5 separate regions of the Homo sapiens genome follow, and all the other regions are linked to region 1. The links are chromatin loops, found by intact Hi-C in ENCODE. Cell type or tissue: OCI-LY7. All regions are shown on one strand.

Region 1 (5,000 bases):
TTACCTAACATCACCAAGCACTATCACCTCCCTGCTCTTAGCTACTGATGTGCCACATTCTTGGTGCCTAGAGGCTTCTGAGTTTGTGATCCCTTTCCAAAACACTTTACCTTCCATCTCTGTGGCTTTATACAAATGAATTCTACTCTCAGTGTTCCCATCCGACAAATGCATGTGATTAGCTCTATTTTATAGCATTGCTTCTTTGATGATATAACATCATATGTGAAGGGCTTTGTGCAGATTCTGGTGCATATGATGCATAAGTAAACCCTGTACCCATTCCAAAATTTCAGTAAATATTATGGAAGAATTAAGCTGCTGCAATTTTCATAGTACTTAGCAACATTTTAGCAATGACTCTGTTCTAATTGACTGTAGATTATCCATCAGATTTATATAGATCAAAAAGTAATTATAATAACAATAGCCAACATTTATCAAGTACATGTAGTGTGCCAGAAACTTTGTTTAAACACAGAAACATTTTTAAATGTTAAATCATGTGCCTGTTTTTATGTGTCTTAGAAAAAATATATGTAATACATCCCCTCTATGATTTCCCTGATATTCTTGCATTGATAAAAACAGAGCAGAGCTGGGTAAGGAGGTGGATGAGATCACTGAGTTCATTTAAAGTCTACCTGTGTTAGTCCGTTTTCACATTGCTATAAAGAACTACCTGAGACTGGGTAATTTATAAAGAAAAGAGGTTTAATTGACTCACAGTTCTACATGCCTGATGAGGCCTCAGGAAACTTATAATCATGGTGAAAGAGGAAGGAGGAGCAAGCACCTTCTTCACAAGGCTTCAGGAGAGAGAGCCAGAGGAGGGGGGACGTGTCACACTTTTAAATCATCAGATCTTGTGAGAACTCACTAACATGAGAACAGCATGGGGGATACATGGGGATTACAATTCGACATGAGATTTGGGTGAAGACACAGAGCCAAACCATATCACTACCTAAGTAAAAAGTCACATAAATAAATATGTGACAGACCTGCAATTGGATGTAACAAAAATATGGTGATTATTATCTAATAAATAATCACTCCAAAATACCAGTTTAGGAGGTTAATATCTAACCAGCTCCAATTCTTAGCCTCAACAGATGCTAACACAAAGAGGTGTCTCTCTCATATCCAATACTTGCACACTAATGGCCAAGCTGTCATGGTCTCAGCTTCTCCCTTGTAAGCATATTTCTCTTGTGGCCTTTCTTTGGTCAGTGCTGCTTTACAGTGAGAATGTTACCTGTTTCTTCCAGGAGACTGCACACCTGTTTCTGCCAGAAGACAGGTGGCTTTAGAAGGCAAATGGGTCTGGTTCCTATGACATTTTGTTGAACAATGAATCATGCAAAACAAAATCCTTTATGGCTCGTGAAGCCGGGCTAATAAGGCAGATGTCCTCTAAACAGTTCCTTGGGGCCTAAAATGCAAATATTAATGTGCTGATGATCACTGAACCCTAGTTTTAGTAACTGGTTTTATCTTCATTATCTCCTATTATTCTCTGTGAAAAAAAAATCCATTCTCAGCTAATGATGGATAGAATACAACTGATATCAAAAGGTTTATATGGCCTCACTATCAATAAATGGAATCAAATCTCTCTTAAGTGGTAATGATATTCCAGAAAGGGCAACAGATAGTAAGACCATGGCAATAGAACATTCGGTGATGATTCCTTCACATGAAAACTTATTATCATTGCTAATTGGTCATTGCTACCTATTATTTTAGGCATATTGGATATGTTTTCTTATAAATGTAACAACTCTAGCTTACTTACTTCAAGAGAAAATCTTTACTGGCAGTACACATGATTAAACTATGCAATAGGGCACCATCGTTCAACTTAAACAATACTAAAGAACGTTATTATGTCAAATGGCCTGATTAAAAGGCCATTTTAATTTCTACTCAATAACACTAAATCCAAAAACAAGTTTTGACTATGAGAATATCAACTTTTTGCCAATCTTATTCCTGATTATTTTCATTTTACTTTTGTTTTCCCTCAATTTTCTAGTGTGTTCTGGAATTGTATTCTGGTAAAGCTATGATATTCATATATGAATTACTTAATACTTCTAATCATAAATAACTTGTCCATATAATAAAAACACTAGTAGGAAAGAGTAATTGGAAGTAGCAATGGAAAGGTTAGACTCTGGCAATGGTGTGTAAGTTTGCTGCCATCTATAGGCTGGCAGTAAAGTTCAAGGCCAAAAGGAACCTTGACCAGGTTTACCCACATTGTTAATACAAGAATCATATGTTTCCTGACAACTAAGAATCCTGGGATTTTCAGGAGAATGGGTAGTCAGCATAATTTTGCTTAATTTCTCTCTACGTAATTTATGAAAACTTGGCTGAAGACTTGAGTGGAATTTGCACGTAAAGTAATATTAGAATAGGCAGTTCTTTTAATAAAATATATTTTCTTTCATTTGGAGATCAGTAAGTTTTTTTTTAAAAAAAGCAAAAATGGAAATGAAGTATTAGGACACATTTATGCTTTTCACTTGAGATAAATGTGGAAGTCATACATAATTTACTATTTGCCATCTCATATTCTCTAGCCAGTAATGAAACTGTCTCCTTTACCTTTATGTATCATTGTTTTTTCCTAAAAATCGGAGTCATGCCTAGTATCTACAACCCCTGAATAAGATGAATTTTTAAAACACTGTTTTGAAACCATGTACATGTATTTATTCACAGATTTTTCTTTTTGGCATAAATACCCAAGCCTCTGTGAATTCAGGTTTTGACAAGAGCGCTGACCTGTACGGGTTTTTGCAAAACATTCATCCTTTATCACTCTTCTGCCTCTGGACTTAAGAGCTAGTGTGGGGCCCTGTGCAGAGCTCCCCAGAGGCAATGCCTGCGGAAAAGAAGGCCAACCTGGTTATGGCCCAGACACCATTTCTTCAAATATTCAAAATGCAGTGTACTTGGACATTGCAGTGCTACAGGTCTTGCTAGAGGCTTGCTGAGGGGCCTAACAGCCGTTGCCACCACAGGTGGCTTCCAAAGACGTATGGGAGAAAGAACACAAATCAGTTGCTAATCATTCTGTTTCACTTCTGCTGTTAACACGTGTCTGAAAGTCTCTCCCAGCCTTGTTTCACTGCCCTGGATTGGAAATGCAGATGTTCAAGACTTATCTCCTTAGCAAGATTGTCAACCACTACTTAAGAATAGAGCTTTGTGCCTCTCATAATCAGACCTGCAGTGTTTTGCACTTATTAGAATCAATAAGTAGTTACCAAATAACTGAAAAGACTAAGAAGCTAAAAACTACTGCTGTGAATTAAAATGTAAAACATGCAGGTTTAGCCCTGGTAAAGAACTAGAGATGGATTCTCTCTACCCATCTCCCCCAGCCTATGCAAAAGTTAAAAAAAACTTCAAATTCTTGCTAATTAAAAGGCTATGATCTGGACGGGCGTGGTGGCTCAGGCCTGTAATCCCATCACTTTGGGAGGCTGAGAGGCGGGTGAATCATGAGGTCAGGCATTTGAGACCAGCCTGGCCAACATAGTGAAACCGCGTCTCTACTAAAAATACAAAAAATTAGTGAGGCATGGCGGCAGGCGCCTGTAATCCCAGCTATTCGGGAGGCTGAATTGCTTGATCCTGGGAGGCAGAGGTTGCCGTGAGCAGAGATCGTGTCACTGGACTCCAGCCCGGGCAACAGTATGAGACTCTGTCTCAAAAAAAAAAAAAAAAATGCTATATCTGCCCAACCCTTTTCCTTTGCATCTTCTTTGAGTTTCTCCCCCAGGCTCTTAGTCCTTGTCCTACATCTATATAACTATAGTAACAATGACTGATATTAATTGAAAGTTTCTTTATGTTCCTAAAACTGTACTAGTTCTCAAAACGCTAGAAGGAACATCCTAGAGTATGCTTTATTCCATCTAATTCAGTCTGCACGTAACCCACAGTATGAGCAGTGACTGAATCCCATATTCAAGTTGTGCCTTGGACTCTGTGCCTAATTCTCACCTACACGATTCTGCTGTAGAAAGATCACTGGCCCAGAAGTCAGAGGATATAAGCCTAGTCCCAGTTCTTCCAATTATGAAATATGGAGTGAGTAAGACACTTAACTTCACTAAGCCTCAGTTTCCCTGTATATATAAAAGTCCTAATGCTTTTTAAAAATATTTTTTTGTTTTGCAGATTGTGTAATACTATTAAATAATTTATTTGAAAGCTCTTGACGTTTTAATACTATTATTTAATGTTGATATGGCATTTTTCCTTTATTAGTCTTATTTAATAATTACTATTATCATATATGGCATTTTTCCTTTATTAGTCTTATTTAATAATTACTATTATCATATATGGAGAGAATATTAGTTTTTGTTGGCTTGTTTGTTTTTAATCACTTATACCTTAAAACTTTTTAAAGAACAAAAAAAGGGTACAAGTAAAGTAATAAAATGATTTCAACTTTTTAGGAAAATAGATCTATACTAAATGAAATCATAAGATTAAAGAGATGTAAAATATCTTTAAAATTTACTCACCTGGTAAGAAAAACATAGCGAACAATGCAGATAAGTTACTATAGTTAATTACTGAAAGATTGAATTACAAAAAAATATGCTGATGTTAATTTGGAAGTTGAAAGTTGTCTGCTAACACAGAATGATGCAAATGACATTAGTATTGGGTTTGAATTATTCAGATAACTTTTTCAATTTTTCATCTTATTTTGCCTTTAAAAATCACACTGTACCCCATAAATAAGTACAACTATTATGTGTCAATTAAAAACAAAATAAAACCTAAAAAAACTCTTTGAATCATCAAGTGTTAGCTATTCAGTAACAATAGATAGCAAAAAAGTTTTTTAATGTGCCAATGTATGTGATGCAGTGTGTGAACTATAAGCTCCTATGTAAGTACATATAGATTGATAGTTATTGCTACCAGATTAATACTGGAAATCAATGGGGTGATGGGTGTTACAG
Region 2 (5,000 bases), 600 kb before region 1:
TAACATTTAGGGCCAGATAATTTTATTGAGGTGGGGCAGTATCCTGCTTATTATAGGACATTTAGAAGCACCACTGAATGCTACCCACCAGATGCCAGTTGCATCTACCTCCATGATGACATAAAAAACTTCTTCAGACATTGGCAAATGTCTGCTGAGGCACAAAAACAAGTTGACAACGACGAATTTATGTCAAAGTAGGAAATAGTCTCAGTCTACAAAAAGCCCATAAACTCACTGTGGAAAGACAACATACATATACAGCTGGGTGCGGTGGCTTACGCCTGTAATCCCAGCACTTTGGGAGGCCGAGGCGGGTGGATCACAAGGTCAGGAGATCGAGACCATCCTGGCTAACACAGTGAAACCCCGTCTCTACTAAAAATATGAAAAATTAGCCAGGCTTGGTGCCACATGACTGTAGTCCCTGCTACCCAGGAGGCTGAAGCAGGAGAATCGCTTGAACCTGGGAGGTGGAGGTTGCAGTGAGCTGAGATCACACACCACTGCACTCCAGCCTGGATGACAGAGTGAGACTCCATCTCAAACAAAACAAAACAAAACAAAAAACAAAAAGGCAACATACATATACAAATACACCAATTATGTTAATGTACAATATATGTACAATTGCTCTTAACAAATCCTAGTCCATATAGATATGAAGCCACATATGTCAACCTAGAGATTACAAATATTAAAGGATAAAAGGAGAGCAAGTTGGGAGTTCACCATGCCTTGGGCTGTGATGCAATACTTCTCAAACTTTAGAGTATGTGTCTGAATCACCTGGAAAGCTCCTTAAAACCCAAATCACTGGACTCTACCCCCCCAAGTTCTGACTCATTTGGCCTGAGTGAAGGCCTAGAAATTACAACTCTAACAAGTTCTCAGGTGAAATTGATGCTGTGCATCCCAGACACATTATGAGAACCACTGAGTTAAGAAATCAATAAGTTAAAAGGATAGCTTAAATGAAAAAAACTTATGCTTCAACACTTGTATAAAATTAGCCCTGAAATGGAAGAAATGAGGGCTTTAATCAGTGTATTAGTTCATTTTCAATCTACTGATAAAGACATACCCAAGACTGGGAAATTTACAAAGAAAAGAGGTTTAATGAACTTACTGTTCCACATGGCCAAGGAGGCCTCACAATCATGGTTGTAAACAAGGAGGAGAAAGTCATATCTTGGATGGTGGCAAGCAAAGAGAGAGAACTTGTGCAGGGAAACTCCCATTTTTAAAAGCATCAGATCTCGTGAGACTTATTCACTATCTGAGAACAGCATGGGGAAGACCCGCCCCCATAATTCAATTATCTCCCACCAGTTCCCTCCCACAACACGTGGGAATTATGAGAGCTACAAGACAAGATTTGGATGGGGACACAGAGCCAAACCATATCAATCAGTAAATATATGAATATATTATTCACAATGTTTACAACTGTATGCTCCAGGTACATAATGCAACTTTATCTCTGAAAATATTATTAACGTAAACACTGTATACATGTTATATCCAACTCAGGTTCTGAGAAAACTGGAAAGAACCCAGCGCATTATAGGAATTCAATAAAGGTTGACTCATAAAATTAATTGCCTAAAGTTTCAAAGGCATGTTCTTTCTGCTGTGATTTAAAGCATAGTTTGCTTTCTACATTGCTATTGTGGGAATATTTTCATTCACTACACCCTTGAATTATTTGTGTTCATTTTATAGGGTAGGTAGGAGCATACCTATTTTTGTCTTAAACTCAGTCTAACTCTTCTAACAGGAAAGAAGCCACAAACATCATTCTCCTCAGAGCTGGCCATTGCTGGGCAATGGATGAAATCCTGTGTACAATTTGCTAGTCTCTTTAGTAAGTCGTGTTTTTGTCTTCTTGGAATCCTCCCTTCCTTGGTAGTTATAGTTATTTTGTGGACTCTACATGCCTGCCTCCTCACCCAAAATCTTCTAGGAAACAATGAAAATAATTTGCCCAGTGTTGGTTAGATGTTTAATAACTGACTAAAATTACCAAGCTTATTTGACATGAAGTATTGACAAAAGATGTCTCTCATTTAGGGGATATTTTCAACTTAAGACTGTTGGCAGTTTTCTGCACAGGTCTCTCTGTTCTGCTTGGTGTTTCACTTCTTATAATATCATCTGCCTCTCCATTCATTTCATCAACATGTCTGTCATCAAATGATCCCTGTATTAGTACATTCTCACACTGCTATAAAGATACTACCTGAGACTGGGTAATTCACAAAGGAAAGAGGTTTAATTGACTCACACTTCGGCATGGCTGGGGAGCCCTCAGCATACTTGCAATTTTGGCAGAAAGTTTAGGAGAAGCAAACACCTTCTCCACAAGGTGGCAGGAGAGAGAGAGAGTGAAGGGGAAATATGATCCAATCACCTCCCACCAGGTCTCTCCCTGGACACATGGGGATTACAATTCAAGATGAGATTTGGGTGGGGACACAAAGCCAAACCATATTAATCCCCCTCCTTTATGGACTACACCCTTATTTCTTAAAACTCCTATGCTAGCCATGCTCAGCAAAATGACTCATGGCTCTCCTCATTAACCAGAAACCCCAGACACAATTCTATTAAAGCTATGTTCTTACCTCTTAATCAAATTTAAACCATTTCTCAGGCTCTTTCCTAGACTTTTCTTTTACATAAATTCAGTGGCCATAGGCCCTGGATTATTTTGGAATCACTTGGTTTTTCCAATCTGTTGCCTTCATGATAATCTTTCAACCATTATTTCCAAAGTAGATTCCACGAGACTTTTCTTAAAAGATACACATTGTATCTTTTTATATAGGATTTATAAAGGAATCAGTTTTAATCCTTGGTCACACTCTGCTTTGCATTATTTACTGTGTGTGAGCCTTCTCTTTGCAAAAGGATTGTGGACTAGCTCTGATCAAGGCCTATATTTTACACACAGTTTTTATAGCATCTTGCTCATTGCACAGTTAAGAGTTTAGTAAACATTTGCCAATTCAGTAAGTGCAACTCTCAACTATATTTGCATTAAATTTTAGTTCTTCTTCATTTAAATAAATGAGGTACCAATAATAATCAAATGAGGGAAGATTTTTTGGATCAGAACTAATTCCAGATCACCATTATATTACTTCATTAAATCTGTCTACATGTATACTTAGTCCTGGGTGCTTACATATTATTTAATTAGTGCTTCTATGTTTCATATAGGATAGAGCTTTTCATTATTTTAATTTCTTAGTAGTTAACTTTGCAGTCTAGATTGAGCCCTTCCCTATGCTTGAATATCAGTTGTTTGCATGTGTGTGTGCATGGGTATGCACATTACCGATAGATGAAAGATGAAAAGGGTGAAAGGGGAGGGAATCTCAACATCCATGGGAGGATCCAGGAATGTTTGGACTGCAAAGTAGAGCTTGGAAACATTTGTCTCATGTAGACTTGGGTTTAGATTTAATGAGATAATTTTCCACCTAGGATTTACTGGCTTTCAGACCCTTGGGGAGCTTTATGTTTTAGGCAGTGAATTGTCTGACCAAGATTGATAATCTGATTTATTACAAATATTATTCTACACAAACGTTAGAAATTTAAGTGGAATATCATCTAGGGCTGGCTTTCTGCCAATTTGGAAAAAGAATAATAATGAAGTGAATGTTTAGTATTTATTGCAGTAGGCTTATCATCAAAGCTGACTGAGTAGACAGCAATAGAAAATTCCATCCCAGAGTTTCTCCCGTAAATGATTACTCTGAGGTATTATTTTGGATATCAAAATCTACTGGTGGCAAGGTTATACGTTTTTTTAAAAAAGGAATGAACTGAAAAACAGTATGGTATAGTTCAACAATTACTGGAATAGAAGTTTGTTTTCTACTCACTCGCGAGATGTCTCATTGCTCTGCATATATCTACCCACCTTTATCCTAGGATAGTTATAATATAGGTCCTATCAATAACATAAGCTTTCTGGAATAATCAGTGAAAATGTCTGTGGTCATGCAAGACAAAATATATTTATTGTGAATTAACATAACTTGCACACAACATTGGATGGCCTATTTTTAATCAGGAAATAACTATAGTGGGCAAAAGGCTTTGTCAGTTCCAAAGAACACAGTCCACAGTAGTCATTGTAGTAAAATAGGCAAGTAATTAAGCAGAAAAAACTTATTAGAATCCATAAGCTTGGTACTAAAAGCAATCTGGCTGCTGGGTCTTGATAAATAAAACCCCCTCCCAAATGCAGATGGCCAGGCAGAAACTCTTTGGATGCGGTTCTATTTAAATTTGACAGCCTATTTGAAAGTGACTGCCTGAGATCCACACCCCAAATTTAATTACCACTGCATCTGTTGTGATGCGGCTTGTGATGAACAAGCTGCCACTACTATGTTGTTGTAGAGGTTGTTGCCTCCCCTCATTTATCCTCAGGCAGTGGCTTCACACGCAGTCTGGCTGGCCATCACGCTTAGCCTGTTAGATTCCTGCCAGGCTTCATCTTGCAGCAAATACTGGCTGTTGGCTGAAACAGAAGCTGAGAGAGCGGTTCCTGTTACCCATCCGCCAGTCTCTCTCTGCAGGAGTGGGGAAATAGTAGGAGCAACACTGACTCAGTCACAAAATGTGTTCAGTCATCAATCCAACTGCATGATCTTCCTGAATGGTTTTGCCAGTTGCCAATTTTATGATGATCTGTGAGAGCGTTTGGTTATCTTTCCCCCTTCCCTCTTTTCCTCCCTCCCCCTTTCTTCTCTTTCCTTCTCCTCCTCTTTCTTTCTTTCTTTTTTTTTTCTTGATTTCATAGGCAGTTCCTTATTTTCTATATACATATACATAGACTAAGTAGGCACTTAGGAAATTTTTAACTTCCTATTTCACCTTTCTGTTTTTTAACTTCCTGATACCATTTGTTTTGACATTAAAGGACACCTTGCCTCTTTGGCTGTCCAATACATAATTTAGCTACACAAGGGACACAGCCT
Region 3 (5,000 bases), 270 kb after region 1:
TTCTCCCTTTTTGGCCCCAATTCAAGTGAAGTGAAATAAGCTGATGTCTTTGCCAGGCAAGTGTGCGGTCATAGTGTCCATATCAGAAATGCTTATTTTGTTCTTGTGTCCTTTAGCTCAACTCCGGAAGAGCAATCTTCCATGTCGGGCCTAATCACTAATCTTACATTAGTAAGAGCAGGGGCAGGCATACTCCACAAGGGCATCACCAGCTTCAGTGGCTCCCACAGGACAAGGCTGGCATTGAGATTCAAGAACAGATGGATCCCCAGTGGGAATCAGGAGAACTGGACCAGCTGCTAGAGGAGGGGAGGCCTTTATGCAATGTGTAGGCTGATCCTATGAGCAGGATCTCATCTCCAGGCTCTCAGGCACCAACCCCTGGGAGAGCCTGCCAGACTGAAGTGTAGACTTTTTGAGAGAATAGCCATTTTGTAAAGAGACCTGGGTAGCATTATATGGCTTTATTTCCTAAGTGTTCTTCAGCAAATGCTCTTAGCCTATTTACACGTATTAAACATACTAACAATAATTCAGGCTGAAAATCAAATTCAGTTCTCCTCTTATCTTTGCCAATTTCCTCTGCTTCTGAGTCCTTAATGGACCAGGTACAAATATGTAAATACCATGCCTTATTTAGGTAATTAATTTTTGTAAGGTCAAGACTGATAATAGCACCTTCATTTTATGAATAATTCATTTCTGTGGAAGATTTTATTCATTCAGACTTTATGGAAACAGTATAAACTTTTAAGTACACATATCTGTGACTGAATCCCAGTTATAGCTCTTTGAGCTGAGTGACTAGACAATTTACTTAATATTTCTCAGCCTCTCTGTCTCCATCTAAAAGATGAGTTTAATAATACTGCAAGTGCTCCTAGTGTGATAGAAGTTTAAATAAATAAATATATATAAAAGGTAGATGCTTCATTTATGTCATTTTACCTTCTTCCCAGACTTGGGCACCTTAAAAAAGCTCAGCTAAATCAGGATTTTTAATTTAACTAACATTTTGCTTTAAAAACATGACGGTGAACACATAAATAGCCTGGGTAGTTAAATAAATAAAGAAAAAGTAAGAAGCAAGTAGGCAAAACTGACAGGACACATAAGAATGCATTTAAGAATTTAGGAATTTAGTATCTATTTTGTGCTTAACACAATGACGAATTTTTTTTATACATCATCTTGTCTGAGCCTTATAATATATCCAATAAAGTGAACTAATACTTTTATTATCTCCATTTCACAGCTGGGAACTTTTTAGAGAGGTTAAGTTACTTGGCCAAAGTCACCCTGATTATTAATAAGTGTCAGATTTAGGTGTGTGCTTAACGTGAAGCAAATGAAGCTTAAGATCCCCCACTTTCACAAGGCCCTTCCAAATGCTGGCAGAAGCCCAGCAAAGAGTTCTGACAGAGACACACTATTGTAAACTTTGCAGAAAAGTATTACATAAATTCTAGGTAACACAACACATGTGCTATGGTTGGAATATGGTTTGTCCTCCCTAAAACTCAAGTGGAGGCTTGGACCCCAACGTGATGGTGTTGAGAGGTGGTGGGACCTTTGGGAAGTATTTGGGTTTGGAGGGATCCACCCTCATGAAGGGATTAATACTATCTCATGGAAGTGAGTTCTCACTCTCCAGGGACTGGATTAGTTTCCACAAAAGTGGGTTGTTATACCATAAAATTATCCCTCATGTTTTGCCTCTTTTTCACACACTCTTATCTTGTGGTGCCATCGGCTATCATAATGCGGCATGAGGTTTCTGGCCAGATGCAGCTGCCTGACCTTGAACTCCCCAGCCACCAGAACCATGAGCTAAGTAACCTCTTTTATCATTATTATTTTTAAAATACATTACTCAGCCTCAGAAAATGGACTAAGACAATATGCATTTGCTCCTGGCAAAATATCTTCTCAGTAAGACCTCCCTGGGCTAAACTAAAATTTTAACCTTCTAATCCCTCTTTTAATTTCCTTTTCTCCCTACGCTTATCATGATCTAATATATTTAGGTATATATTGTTTTCATTTATCTTGTTTGTTTTTAATTCCTTCATTAAAATGGAAGATAAACAAGGGCAGTTTTTTTTTTCTCTGTTACACTCTAGCACCTACAACAGTGTCTAGGACATAGTAACAATTCAATAAAAATTTGTTAAATGAATGAATGAATTGGAATTCCTCTGAGTTGAAATTTGAATTCCAGAACCTGTGCCCTTTACCACAGCATTATACTGCCTCCCTGAGGGAAACAGTCACCTTTCATCATAGACAACCTCTCTTTTTCGCCATGTGTATGTGAACAAAAATCCAACTCATAAGGCTTTAAATTGCCTCTGAGATAATGATGAATTGGTTACCATTTAATCGTATCTAAGAATTATGGAACAACATTTGAGACCTGACAGGTATAGAGCAACAGACAAAGCCCAATTAAAACAGAAACACATCTCTGAAGAAGAGGCTTGCAATAGGAAATTTGAAAATGAAAGTAACAGAAAACATTGCTCCACATGCTGAGCATGTTCCCTAAACCCATGGGAATCAGAGTTTATGTGCAAGATTCTGTTGAAAGCAGATGCTCTCTTGGATCTACTTCCCATGCTAAACTCCTTCCTCCACTAAAGGGAGCATAGATAATATTACATAGAAATCCCTTTCTGTAAGTTACTTCTGTGGTTTGCATTTCCCTGGAAATATGTCTAATAATACCAAGAGTAAAAACAATCATGTTTGTAAAGGTTAGCCATCTCATACATATAATACATTGCATGTATTATAGAGTCACAAGGAGACTCAATTTATGTTTATACATCAAAATCCAACCAACAATGTATAGTTACAATTTACTTCTAAGTATTAATAATTGATTAATTAGTTGAATCAAAATATTCTTATGAACTAATATTTGATTGATTTTTCCAGAGGAAAAACATCTATATGATTCCATGCTGTTTACAACTGTTCTAAAGGTTTCAGTTCATGTTTCTTCCTTACTATGTATTGAAGATGTAAAAATGTACCATTATAAATCAGCTGGCTGCTATTCAGGGTTACATTAAAGATAAATGTTGAATCCTGCAAAGATTTGAATGAGTTAATGCCCCTAGATCCTCCCCAGAAAATTTATTTGGGGGTGGAGGACATAAATCCCAAATTCAAAATGTTTCACTGCTAGTATATGCAATTGTAGAATTTTAGACTTTAAAGGTCTCTTAATTACCCCATTTTATAGGTGATTCTGAGACCCATAGAGAATAAATGCCCTTCCCAACATTCCACAAACAACAGTTCAGGATGGAAGCAAGCCTTCAAATACTACTTGTGTCAAACACACACCATATTCACCTGCTAGGACTCCCTCAGCCCTGGCCACCTCCTGCACTTGCTCAGCCATTTCTCTGCCTGGGTGACTCTTCCAGCCTTGCCCTGAGAGTGTACTCTCACCAGACACTGAATCAGCTGGTGCCTTGATCTTAAACTTCCTGGACTCCAGTACCATGAGAAATAAATTTCTGTTGTTCATGATCCTCCCAGTCTATGGTATTTTGTTATGATAGCCTGAAGAAACGAAGACTAGTAATGTTTTAAATCTAGAAGCTTTTTCAAAAGATAAAAGCCACCTCAAATACAATTAAGGTTTTCTCTAGTTATTCAAATCCTGCTATGAGACCATTCAGGCAATCAAGATATGAGAATAAACTTACCTATATGTAAATACATCAAGTGGAAATATCAAGAAGCCATAAAAACAATATATTTTTGCAAAAGGTATTGTACTAGCTACTAATGGCATTTCTACAAAAAAAGAAATAATTGAGGAAGGGTTGGCCTCAGTCATCTTCTTGGCTAGATGGTTCTCTGCCAGGATCACCAGACATGGGGAGTGAGGTGAAGCTGATAATGCCATCGTGGCATTCCCAGAATGAAGGGCATATTTAGTAAGAAGAAAAGGCTTCTGTATTTTGCCTTTAGAAATACATGCATAATTGGCACAAAACTCAAATAATTTCTCAAACTATATTGGGAACTTGATGTCTTGATTGTGCTACTAAAAAGTTATTTGAAATTGGCAAAGACATTTAATATTCCTGGTTTCATTTATGTCATTGAACCCTGTTTTCCTTAATAGATACCTTTGAGAATATACACTTTTAGAACTGTGGATTCTTTTTATAGGAATATGCACATAAAATCTTACTCAAAAATTATAATAAGTTACAGGGATTTTTCTAACTCTTTAAAACCCACCCATGTATTCCAAGTTACAAATTCCTCATCTCGATGATAACGATTATAAATTTGTATCAAGAAAGGCAGAGAGCTGTTACCCAGAAAAACTCAGACTGAGATAGTATGCACCATCCTTGAATCCAGTTAGCCTTGCAGTTGATAGAGCTTTCAGGAGGGAGACCAAAAGAAGGCTAAGTTCCCAAAGGCAAAGAATAAAGCTACTACATGGAAGGATCCTCACACAAAAAAAAGTGACTTCTAATATTAAGGATTACTTCTCAAGGCAGCTACCATGCTTCAGTTTCCATTGCTGCTATTGCTTCCTTATTCTACAGAAGGTTACCTCTTTTTTTCTTTTTATTAATTTTAATTTTTAATTTTTGGGGCACATAGTAGATGTATATATTTATGGGTTACATGAGATATTTTTAAACAGGCATGCATAATAATCACATCACAGTAAATGGAATATCCATCATCTCAAGCATGTATCCTTTGTGTTACAAATAATCCAATTATACCCTTTTAGTTTTTAAAAAATATACAATCAAATTATTTTGACTACAGTCACTCTGTTGTGCTAACAAATACTAGGTCTTATTCATTCTTTCTAACTATTGTTTTTGTATCCATTAACCCTCTCCACTTCCCCAGAATACCCCCACCCTCCATTTCCCAGTGATGGTAACCATCCTTCTACTCTCTATCTCCATGAGTTCAATTGGTTTAAGTTTAAGATTCCACAAATGAGA
Region 4 (5,000 bases), 160 kb before region 1:
GGAAGAAGCAGGTAGAAAAATTTATTTAGAGAGACATGATTCTGCATGGATAACAAGTCAAAGTGATACCTGAAGGAGAGTAAATGTTGACTTATGTTTCTCTACATATTTATTTGAAATATTATATATATGTATGAATGTATGTATTTGAGCATCCTTAAGAACCAATACAAAAGAGAGGTTGAATATACCAAAGGAAGATTACTCTAAAGAGAGGAAGTGAAGAGAGAGAGAGAGAGTTCATTGGATTCCAAAGTACAAGTAGAAGAATGTTTCTGAAACATAAGAGATGGTCAGTATGTTATAATCGTATGGAAGGAGGATAGGGTGTGTCTTGAAGTAGCTGGTTTAGGAAAGAGAATCAATGTTTTTGGATTTTGACTAAGAGAAATGTATTGCTGATCTTAGAAAGGGTGGACTAGAGAGATCTATAGGCAGACTGAACTATTTGTAGATAATTAATATCATGGAACCTAGGCAGAGGTAATGAGAATATGTTGTAATTGGTACCCATGGGCACCAATGACCAATAAGAAACAGGCCAATGAGCCACACCTGTGTGTGCCAGACGGTATCTCTGAGTATACCTAACAATTCTGTAGTCAGTCACAAAGGAGAAAAAAGATTTTTTTACTTTTATGCAAAAATCTTCATTTGAATATTTACATGCAGTAGGAAAGGCACAAATGGAGAGTGAACATATCTAGATTTATGCATATTTTTAAACGAATGAACACAAAAGCAGAACTCTTGAGGCCATTTATGGCTTGGGCCCATAAACAGCAATGTGTCACCTCCCTTGTTGATTATATTGAGCCCCAGAGTTAGCCCTGTTTCAAGGGAAGGGACCACATTCGTGTGTGAACCCCAGGGACCTTGCTTCATTAGAAACCACCAATGCAACAGGCTATCCCGGGAGGTTCTAGTTGAGACAGTTCTAGTATAGGGAAGGCCTCTCTGAGAAAAGACCTGAAGCAAAAGTGGATATAAAAGAGCAAGTCATGAAAAGATGTCGGGGGAAGCTTCTGAGCCAACAGAACAGCAAGTAGAATGGCCTGAAAGTGGGACAGTACTGTATGTACAAGGATTGGAAAGATGACTATGAATACAGTGGAAGGAATAAGTACAAGAGTGATAAGAAATAAGGTCAGAAAGAGAGATAGGTTCATATTATGAAGAGTCTTAACGAGCATGGACAGAAGATTACATTTCATAATTTTTCCAGTAGGAAATAATTAAAGAGTATAGGACAAAGAAGTCACACAATTTGATTTTTTAAAAGTCATTCATCTTCTGTGTGAATTGATTGACTGGGGCAAGAGTGGAAGCAGGGAAGTGAGTTAGGAGTTAATTGTTGCCTTCTTCGTGAGAACAATGCAAGAATTGGTTGTGGTGGTGACAGAGGATTAAGAGATAGATTCTTGGGAATATTTTGCAGGCAAAACTGACAAGACTTGGTAATGAATGTGATATGGATTTTCAGGCAGAGAGAGTCATGATCTGAGCATGAATAACAAAGTCAGGATGATGCCATTTATAGATATGGAGAAGGCCGGAGGCACTGGTTGGTGGGAGCTTGAGAAATCAAGAGATCTATTTTGGACTTGTGAAGTTGAGATGCTTATTCAACATTCAAATGAATGTGAAAACGAATGTTACAACTCAGGGACTGAAGAGAGTCCAAAACATTAATCTGGTCTCTACTGCCATTGGACAATATGATATCCCTTAGGGAAGGAGTATAAATTGGTTAAGACTAACATAGAAGATAGAGATTTTGAGGTCAGAAAGAGGACGAAGGACCCACAAACGAGACTAAGGGAGAGTAGACAGAACTCTTATCCAGTCGCATTAACAAAAACTTTAGCTGCAGGGAGAGCTTGAGTCAGATGAAGGAGGCACCAGTTGCAGGGAGACAAATTAGGAGGCTTTTGTAATGACACAGGGGAGAGATAACAGACTTAAATTTAGGCAGTAGAAGCGGGAGGGGGAGGGAAATTTTGGAATCATTCAGGAAGAGAAATAACAGGATTCTGTGCCTTACAATATATGAAAGTTATGCTGAAGCTTTCCTATTAAATTTTTTTCTGCATTGATTAGGGATTTAAGTCTCTGAGATCAAATAATTCTCTTAACTGAAGATTCAGTCATTTGAAAATTATGAAAATGACATAGAACATGGTTTGTATGGAAACACTGAATGAAAGAGCAGTGGAGTGGCTGCTCTTGTAACACAGAAAGAGACAAAACCATTGAAATACAGTTTCTTTGGTACAGATTAGGATGCATCAGGCAAATCCAGATATCATCCATCTGCTTTCTTTGAAAACAGTCAAAGGTGCTTCAAGACTTTCTTCTAGTCTTATTTTGATTGCTTATAGTCTTCTAAAAACCAATCTGCAAAAGAGAAAAGTCAGTGAGAACTCATTACTACACCTCTATTTTGTTACTGCTAGTATGAACATTGGTACTTTAGAAAATACTTTGATTAGGCCAGGCGCGGTGGCTCACGCCTGTAATCCCAGCACTTTGGGAGGCCGAAGCGGGAGGATCACGAGGTCAGAAATCGAGATCATTCTGCTAACACTGGGAAACACCGTCTCTACTAAAAATACAAAAAATTAGCTGGGCGTGGTGGCGAGCGCCTGTAGTCCCAGCTACTCGGGAGGCTGAGACAGGAGAATGACGTGAACGCGGGAGGTGGAGCTTGCAGTGAGCTGAGATTGTGCCATTGCACTCCAGCCTGGGCAACAGAGCGAGACTCTGTCTCAAAAAGAAAAAAAAAGAGAAAAGAAAAAAATACTTTTGATTTTACTTTGTATTAAATAAACTCCTGCTGCCCCCTAGTGGCAATTTATTGGGGAACAGAATCTCTGGGTCTATTGTCTGTTTTGCGGCAGAAACATGTATTGGCAACACCAATGTGGTACATAGAAGATTATCCCCCACATTAAGGCATTTTATAGACATCACAACAATGACCTTGTATTCATAATTGCATAACACAGTGGTTTGTCTGTTATCATTGCAATTAATGGAACTCAATCTGGGATTGTTCAAATGATGGCACCACAAGCCATTTGGCAATTGGAAGTCAGTCATTTCCTGATATGGCCTAGTAATTAGTTACTCGAATTACTTAAATTCTGAGTCTTTTTACACGCAACCAAGGCATCATCATCATGTGAACACCTGTGTTTACTCGACCTTGAGTAGACATAATAGCAAAAGAGTCTGTCCCCTATGAAGTTTAAAAATCCAGGCCGCGTGTTTCAATTCCTTATTTCCTGTCCCATCTTTGAACTCTTCCCAGGTTTATCGATTGTAGGAAATGCCATTCCCTTCAGGAGAAACCCAACTCCCAATCATACTGTTGGGGTATTCGCCTTTGGCCTAAAGGACACAATCACATCACAACACAATAATCCAAGTTTAGTGTTTGCTCAGTCTAGTTCCTTTTCATAGTCTCTTTAGGGTTGAAATAAAGAACAGCCTTCATCACTTTCCTAAGATTCTTCCATCACAGCTTCTCATTTACAAACAGCTGCTCAAAAACAGCTATATACAACTCCATTAGAAAAGTCTAAAATTTAAAAACAGAAGAAAAGTGTTTTAAATCAAACAAAGGTACTATTTTTCCCAAACAGGCATATAAAATTTGCACTTATTTTATATTGAAAGATACATGCAACTTCATTTACCCGGCAGAACAATAATTTGTATGGCAAACATATCTCTGTGTCTGGAATTGGTTGGTTCTTGGTCTGACTTCAAGAGTGAAGCCACCACCCTTGCGGTGAGTGTTACAGTTCTTAAAGACGGCGTGTCCAGAGTTTGTTCCTTCTGAAGTTCGGATGTGTTCGGAGTTTCTTCCTTCTGGTGGGTTCGTGGTCTCCCCGGCTCAGGAGTGAAGCTGCACACCTTCCCAGTGTGTGTTACAACTCTTAAGACGGCGCGTCTGGAGTTGTTCCTTTCTCCCGGTGGGTTTGTGGTCTCGGTGGCTTCAGGAGTGAAACTGCAGACCTTCGCAGTGAGTGTTCCAGCTCATAAAGGCAGTGTGGACCCAAAGAATGAGCAGCAGCAAGATTTACTGCAGAGTGAGAGAACAACGCTCCCACAATGCAGAAGGAGACCCCAACGGTTGCCACTGCTAGGTCAGGCAGCCTGCTTTTATTCTCTTATCTGGCCTCATCCACATCCTGCTGATTGGTCCATTTTACAGAGAGCCGATTGGTCTGTTTTACAGAGAGCTGATTGGTCCGTTTTGACAGGGTGCTGATTGGTGCATTTACAATCCCTGAGCTAGACACAAAAGTTCTCCACGTCCCCACTAGATTAGCTAGATACAGAGTGCTGACTGGTGTATTTACAAACCCTCAGCTAGACACAAAGTGCTGATTGGTGCATTTACAAACCTTGAGCTAGATACAGAGTGCCAATTGGTGTATTCACAATCCCTTAACTAGACATAAAGATTCTCAAGTCCCCACTTGACTCAGGAGCCCAGCTGGCTTCACCTGGTGGATCTCCCACTGGGGCCCCAGGTGGAGGTGCTTACCAGCCCCGCGCCGTGCGCCCGCACTCCTCAGCCCTTGGGCGGTTGATGGGACCAGGCGCCTTGGAGCAGGAGGCGGCGTTCGTCCGGGAGACTCAGGCCGCGCAGGAGCCCACGGCGTCGTCGGGGCGGGGAGACTCAGGCATGGCAGGCTACAGGTCCCAAGCCCTGCCCCGCGGGGGAGCAGCTAAGGCCCAGCGAGAAATCGAGCGCAGCGCCGGTGGGCCAGCATTGCTGGGGGAACCGGCGCACCCTCCACAGCTGCTGGCCAGGATGCTAAGCCCCTCACTACCAGGGGCCGGCAGGGCCGGCTGGCCGCTCCGAGTGCGCGGCCCGCCAAGCCCACGCCCACCCGGAACTCTAGCTGGCCCGCAAGCGCAGCACGCAGCCCCGGTTCCCGCCCGTGCCTCTCCCTCCACACCTCCCTGCAGGCTGAGGGAGCCGG
Region 5 (5,000 bases), 550 kb after region 1:
ATCTCTTTTGCCTGCCACATCCCACCATTGACTTATATTTAGCGTACTTCAACCAAAGCCCCAATTTATTTTCCCCACACTATACTTTTACTGTAGATCTTTTTTGTTTACTTGTCTATCCTGGTGATTAGTGAGTAACTTTGTCCATTAAGCCAACTTGGATGCATCATTAACCAGAAAAAAGAGAAAACAGGTAGTGAAAAGTCAATAGTTTGTGATATTTACGACACCCCTCAGAGTGTGAACAAAAGAAATATGGTTCTGGCATTGTGACTCCAGTCTTAACCCTATGAGTCATTATTTGGAAAACTAGTGAGTTACATCTTCCAGTTACCTTTCTGTGCAGAAAAATCCCTCAGGAAGTAATAAATACAGGAAAGCATCTTGGATTCATCCAGCCCCCTACTGTGTCGGCTGTTATGATCCTGAATTGTAGACCATTTCTTCCACACTGCCTGGATCTCCCATAGAATCCAGCACAATACTGTGTCCAGAGCAGGGGCTCAGTAAGCTCTTATTTTACTGGAATATCCAACCAAGGGCCAGTTTGGAATTTACCTATATTACAGAAATATTAACCTTCTTGAAGACCAACATTTTGGGAACAGCAAGACCCTAAAAACTTCTAATTAAAATAAAGTTGCCCAATTAAAGTGACCTTTGGCTGAAAGGTAATGAAACCATATTTTCTAATTTCATTGTTCCAAACCAGCCTCTCCTACTTTCAGAAGGAACATCACTTTTAGGCAGGGGGGTTCTTCCTTTCAACTTTTATTTTAAGTTCAGGGGTACAAATGCAGGTTTGTTACATAGGTAAGCTTGTGTCATGGGGGTTTGTTGTAAAGATTATTTCATCACCCAGGTATCAAGCCTAGTACCCAGTAGTTACTTTTCCTGATCTTGTCCCTCCTCTCACCCTTCACCCTCTGAAAGGCCCCAATGTCTGTTGTTCCCGTCTTTGTGTCTATGTGTTCTCATCAGTTAGCTCCCACTTATGAGAACATGCGGTATTTGGTTTTCTGTTCTGTGTTAATTTCCTAAGGATAATGGCTACCAGCTCCACCCATGTACCCACAAAGGACACGATCTCATTCATTTCTTACGGCTGCATAATATTCCATGGTCCACATTTTCTTTATCTGGTCTGTCATTGGCAGGCATTTAGATAGATTCCATGTCTTTGCTATTGTGAATAGTTTGGCAATGAACATACGCATGCATGTGTCTTTATAACAGAATGATTTATATTCCTCTGGGTATATATCCAGTAATGGGATTGCTGGGTTAATGGTATTTCTGTCTTCTTTAGGTTTTTTAGGAATCGCCACACTGTCTTCCACAATGGCTGAACTAATAAGCATCCTTTTCTCACCACAACCTCACCAGCATCTGTTATTTTTTGACTTTGTAATAATAGCCATCTGACTAGTGTTAGATGCTATCTCATTGTGGTTTTAATTTGCATTTCTCTAATGATCAGTGATGTTCGGCTTTTTTCATATGATTGTTGGCTGCATGCATATCTTCTTTTGTAAAGTGTCTATTTTTTTGCTCACTTCCTTATGGGGTTGTGGTTTTTTTCTTGTAAATTTTTTTTAAGTTTCTCATAGATGATGGATATTAGACCTTTGCTGAACGCATAGTTTGCAAAAATTGTCTGCCATTCTGTCTGTTTACTCTGTTGACAGCTTTTTTTTTTGGAGGGGGGTGGTTTTTTGTTTGTTTGCTGTACAGAATCTCTGTAGTTTAACTGGACCCCGTTTGTCAATTTTTGTTTTTGTTTCAATTACTTTTCCCATGTTCATCATAAAATCTTTGCCACTGCCTATGTCCTGAGTGGTATCTAGGCAGGGGATTCTTTAAGACTTTAATTCCATCTCCCGTCAGTTCTATCATCTTTAGTGAGCCAGGTCTCCTCATCTGTGAGAGGCTATTTGAGAGTGATTGCAGCTGCAGCATGTGGGGACGCAGACTGTAAACCACTTCTGAGCTCAGAAGGAAACACTACTATAATTAATTAGGAAATCTGTCCTGCACCAAGTAGTCTAAAGAAACCTTAACCCCAAACGCTCTGAACAAGCCCAGTCCCACAGAATGATTATGATGTTTACGATGGCACTGTTCACTGAGTAGCCACTGAATGCCCGTGTCTTTGTGCTTAGTGCTCACAGAAGCTCCGTGTGTTATGTGCTATTAGTAGCCCCATTTTACTGATGACAACCTTGAGGCACAGAGAGGTTTTACAGCTACAACTTCCTGAATGATAACCCGGCATCATTCAACCTCAGAAGCAGCGTCTTGATTGGAATATCTTCCCCAAACAAACAAAAACTACAACAACAACAAAGTGGGTTGGGGTGGGGAGAACATCTATCTCAGGTAGCGGGTTGATGGAGGTGGTAACCTTGGCGTGTCGAAGTCCCTCCATCAGGAGCCTCAGATCTGTTCTTAGCTCTCTGCTGCTCTCTAGTGGCCAGTGGCCACACTTTTTCTTGGATTGAAGAAAGCCCCCAGTGCATGGCCAGGGGCCATTGACTACATCAAAACAGCTATTACTTAGGTAAGCACAGACCAATACATAAAAGGCCACAGATCATTTATTCTGCCTACCTTCTCACTATTAAGTCATTTTTTGATAGTTTTGTTGTTTTAGAAAAAGCAGTTATTTGAAAAGCTGAATTTGCCTCTTCCCCATTCGACTTAAGATGACACATCCAGATGACTAAATACCTCTTGCTCTGCCGTCTTCACTGCCCGTTGGTGTAGACTTCAAATTTCACCTTGGCCTATCACTTCACTCTCTGTCTCTCTTTGACCACTCCCACACTAATTTGCACACCTAAGATTTCTCAAGTTGCTTTTTTAATAGTGGTAATAGACTTTGTCCAGTAGTACCACATAACCTCCCTATTCTGATTTAAATAAAAAGAAGCACAGCAGTGGTTGATAATAATGACTATCTTTGACCGCTTCCAAAAAGTCCCAAAATTCTATAACATGAAAGGAAATAAAAGGTACTAGGGAGAATAGAACAGTGAACTACAGAAAATGACAAGAGGTATTATGTTGATGGATGGGTACTGAAAAAGATAGGTTGCTCTCAACCTTATTCAACGACAGATGTTAAGAAAATGTATCATCTATAATTTACTTTTTGCACCTAGATGTTTTGTGGCTTTTCCAACTATTGAGTAATAGGCTCCCTAATGGTAAATATTAATCCATTGCTATAATCACTAAATATATTTCAGCTTTTATGAAGACCTTTGAATATTCATATGTCCTTGTGAAAAGCTCTCTGTTTATCTGCAGACTCCTCAAAGATGTTTCTGCTTTCCTCTGAATTACTGGCCTCTCGTGTACTTTATTAATATTTCTCTTTAGAGCTCTTTGAATTAACTTTTTCTTTTCACTGTCTCCCTGGAAACAACAATGTTGCCTCAGTGTAGAACAAGAGAAAGACAACAAAGGAAATGAACTTCCCCAAATTATCTGCAGTGAGAGGAAGTGCAGCAGAACAGAGAGGGAGGATTAGAATCCGCCAACGTTCAGGGTGTGAACGAGAGGATTGTTGCCCTTTAACAGCCAAGCTGGCTGAATAAAAACTGCATTGTAAACACAATATAACACTAAGCAAGCAGATGTACCCATCCAAGAAACCTGACACCTAGATGACAGGTTTTATATTTAATGTTCTAGAATGTTCCCAGGTCCACACAAAATCCATCTCCTGGCTACTTGCAGGTCCCTGAAAGTATATGATAGCATGGCTAAGCCTTTTGTAACTTGTGACCCTTTATGATAAACATCTCTTAAGCCCTTCTTCAATGGTATTTAAAAACTCAAACTAAAGAACTTAGCTAAAATCCTGGTTCTAGAATATCTAAGTCATAATCAGTATCTTAGACTCTCTTTCTTGGAGACTGGTCTTCCTAGAAACCAGACTGTAAAGCAAAGATTCACATGCAGAAAGGTTATTGAAGGACATCTCAGGATCAACCTTTGGGTTTGGTAGGGAAGCGGGGAGCAGAAGAGCAAGGCTGGGCAGAAAGAGAAGATGAACTGTGACGCAGGTGTGACAAAGGCCTCAGTCAATCATACATGAAGCTCTGGATCTGAGATGGCACTTCAAGTTGTCTTGAGTTGAGGCATGAAGGCTGGGCCTTTGTATCCTGTCATGAAAAGTCACTGGATAAAGGTTATACCAGGGGAAGGGCATGACCTTGAGCAATGTAGCCCTGTCCTGAAAGGAACACAGCGATGACCTGTCAATAGTTAACACTCTCAGTAGATGAGGTGATAAGTGTCTTCTCCTAAAGGGAGCATCTACTAGGCTCAACCATCAGTTTAGTATCCTCCTCCTTGCAGCAGAAGGTAATAGGAGCCCTGGTACCAGTCCTCGATTAATGGCCTGCAATTGTCATTGTTGCCATTCTATCAGCTGAAGTATCAAGGCACAAAGGTGGATTTTCTAACCAAAGTCACATAGGCTTCCAGGGCAGGTCATCAAATCCTCTTCCAGTTCTCTAAACAGTACATTAAAACCCAGACCTTCTTAGTAGATCACCCTGGCCTATCAATAAATCCCAATGAATGCCCATTGATCTCGTAACACAGAGAAAGTATTTTCAAGGAACTTGTCGTTTGCAGTCACTGACAGCCGCTTTATCTTCTGTGACCACTCCTCCAACATAATTCTTCCCTGGGCCCAATGTCCTAGAACTCAGAGTAATTTTAGTACGAATGCAGATTCACCCATTATGTAGCGGTAAGTCTTAAGTGTTACAGAAGATTCACTGCAAAAACAGGCAACTCTGGAGACTAGGCTCTTCTCCTAGGGCACGGTGCCAATATCCTATAGATATAGCAAAGTGGTGGTAGCTCTCATAGGTTACTCTCCTAGCTTGTGCAACCAGGCTTGTCCTCTGCTCATGAAGCAGAGGGACAGGGATCCCAGGTTCTATTATTAGTGGATGTATGCAGATTTTCAAATTCTTTAG

The links. A loop is a pair of places that touch in the nucleus more often than their neighbours do. Peaks named below come from ENCODE experiments on the same cell type or tissue, not always from the same donor. Only the 100,000 strongest peaks of a DNase experiment are listed, where the experiment ranks them.
Region 2: a loop joins it to region 1, with 6 times the contacts of the local background. A loop is called at or near these places in 2 of 110 quality-filtered maps.
Region 3: a loop joins it to region 1, with 5 times the contacts of the local background. A loop is called at or near these places in 3 of 110 quality-filtered maps.
Region 4: it touches region 1 in a loop (2.6-fold over the local background); 3 of 110 quality-filtered maps call a loop at or near these places.
Region 5: it touches region 1 in a loop (5-fold over the local background); 6 of 110 quality-filtered maps call a loop at or near these places.

What each region holds. Positions count from the first base shown.
Region 1 is chr14:87,064,209-87,069,208 of GRCh38, forward strand. No RefSeq gene overlaps it. Among named protein-coding and RNA genes, the nearest start is that of LINC01148, 160 kb to the left of the region's middle. In OCI-LY7, CTCF peaks have their summits at 2,208 (motif pointing left) and 2,419; DNase peaks (open chromatin) are centred at 783, 1,333, 2,213 and 3,073; H3K4me3 peaks cover 2,644 bases; H3K27ac peaks cover 5,000 bases.
Region 2 is chr14:86,460,026-86,465,025 of GRCh38, forward strand. No RefSeq gene overlaps it. Among named protein-coding and RNA genes, the nearest start is that of LINC02309, 130 kb to the left of the region's middle. In OCI-LY7, CTCF peaks have their summits at 2,359 (motif pointing right) and 2,563; no DNase peak of the experiment used is centred here.
Region 3 is chr14:87,332,937-87,337,936 of GRCh38, forward strand. No RefSeq gene overlaps it. Among named protein-coding and RNA genes, the nearest start is that of LINC02296, 280 kb to the right of the region's middle. In OCI-LY7, CTCF peaks have their summits at 2,254 and 2,456; a DNase peak (open chromatin) is centred at 2,275; H3K4me3 peaks cover 503 bases.
Region 4 is chr14:86,900,846-86,905,845 of GRCh38, forward strand. It overlaps LINC01148 (long intergenic non-protein coding RNA 1148), which reads left to right and starts at 4,933. Exons shown (of 5, transcript NR_038445.1): 1 at 4,933-5,000. In OCI-LY7, a CTCF peak has its summit at 2,863 (motif pointing left); a DNase peak (open chromatin) is centred at 2,856.
Region 5 is chr14:87,613,780-87,618,779 of GRCh38, forward strand. No RefSeq gene overlaps it. Among named protein-coding and RNA genes, the nearest start is that of LINC02296, 2.8 kb to the left of the region's middle. In OCI-LY7, CTCF peaks have their summits at 2,482 (motif pointing left) and 2,686; DNase peaks (open chromatin) are centred at 2,452 and 3,492; H3K4me3 peaks cover 946 bases; H3K27ac peaks cover 617 bases.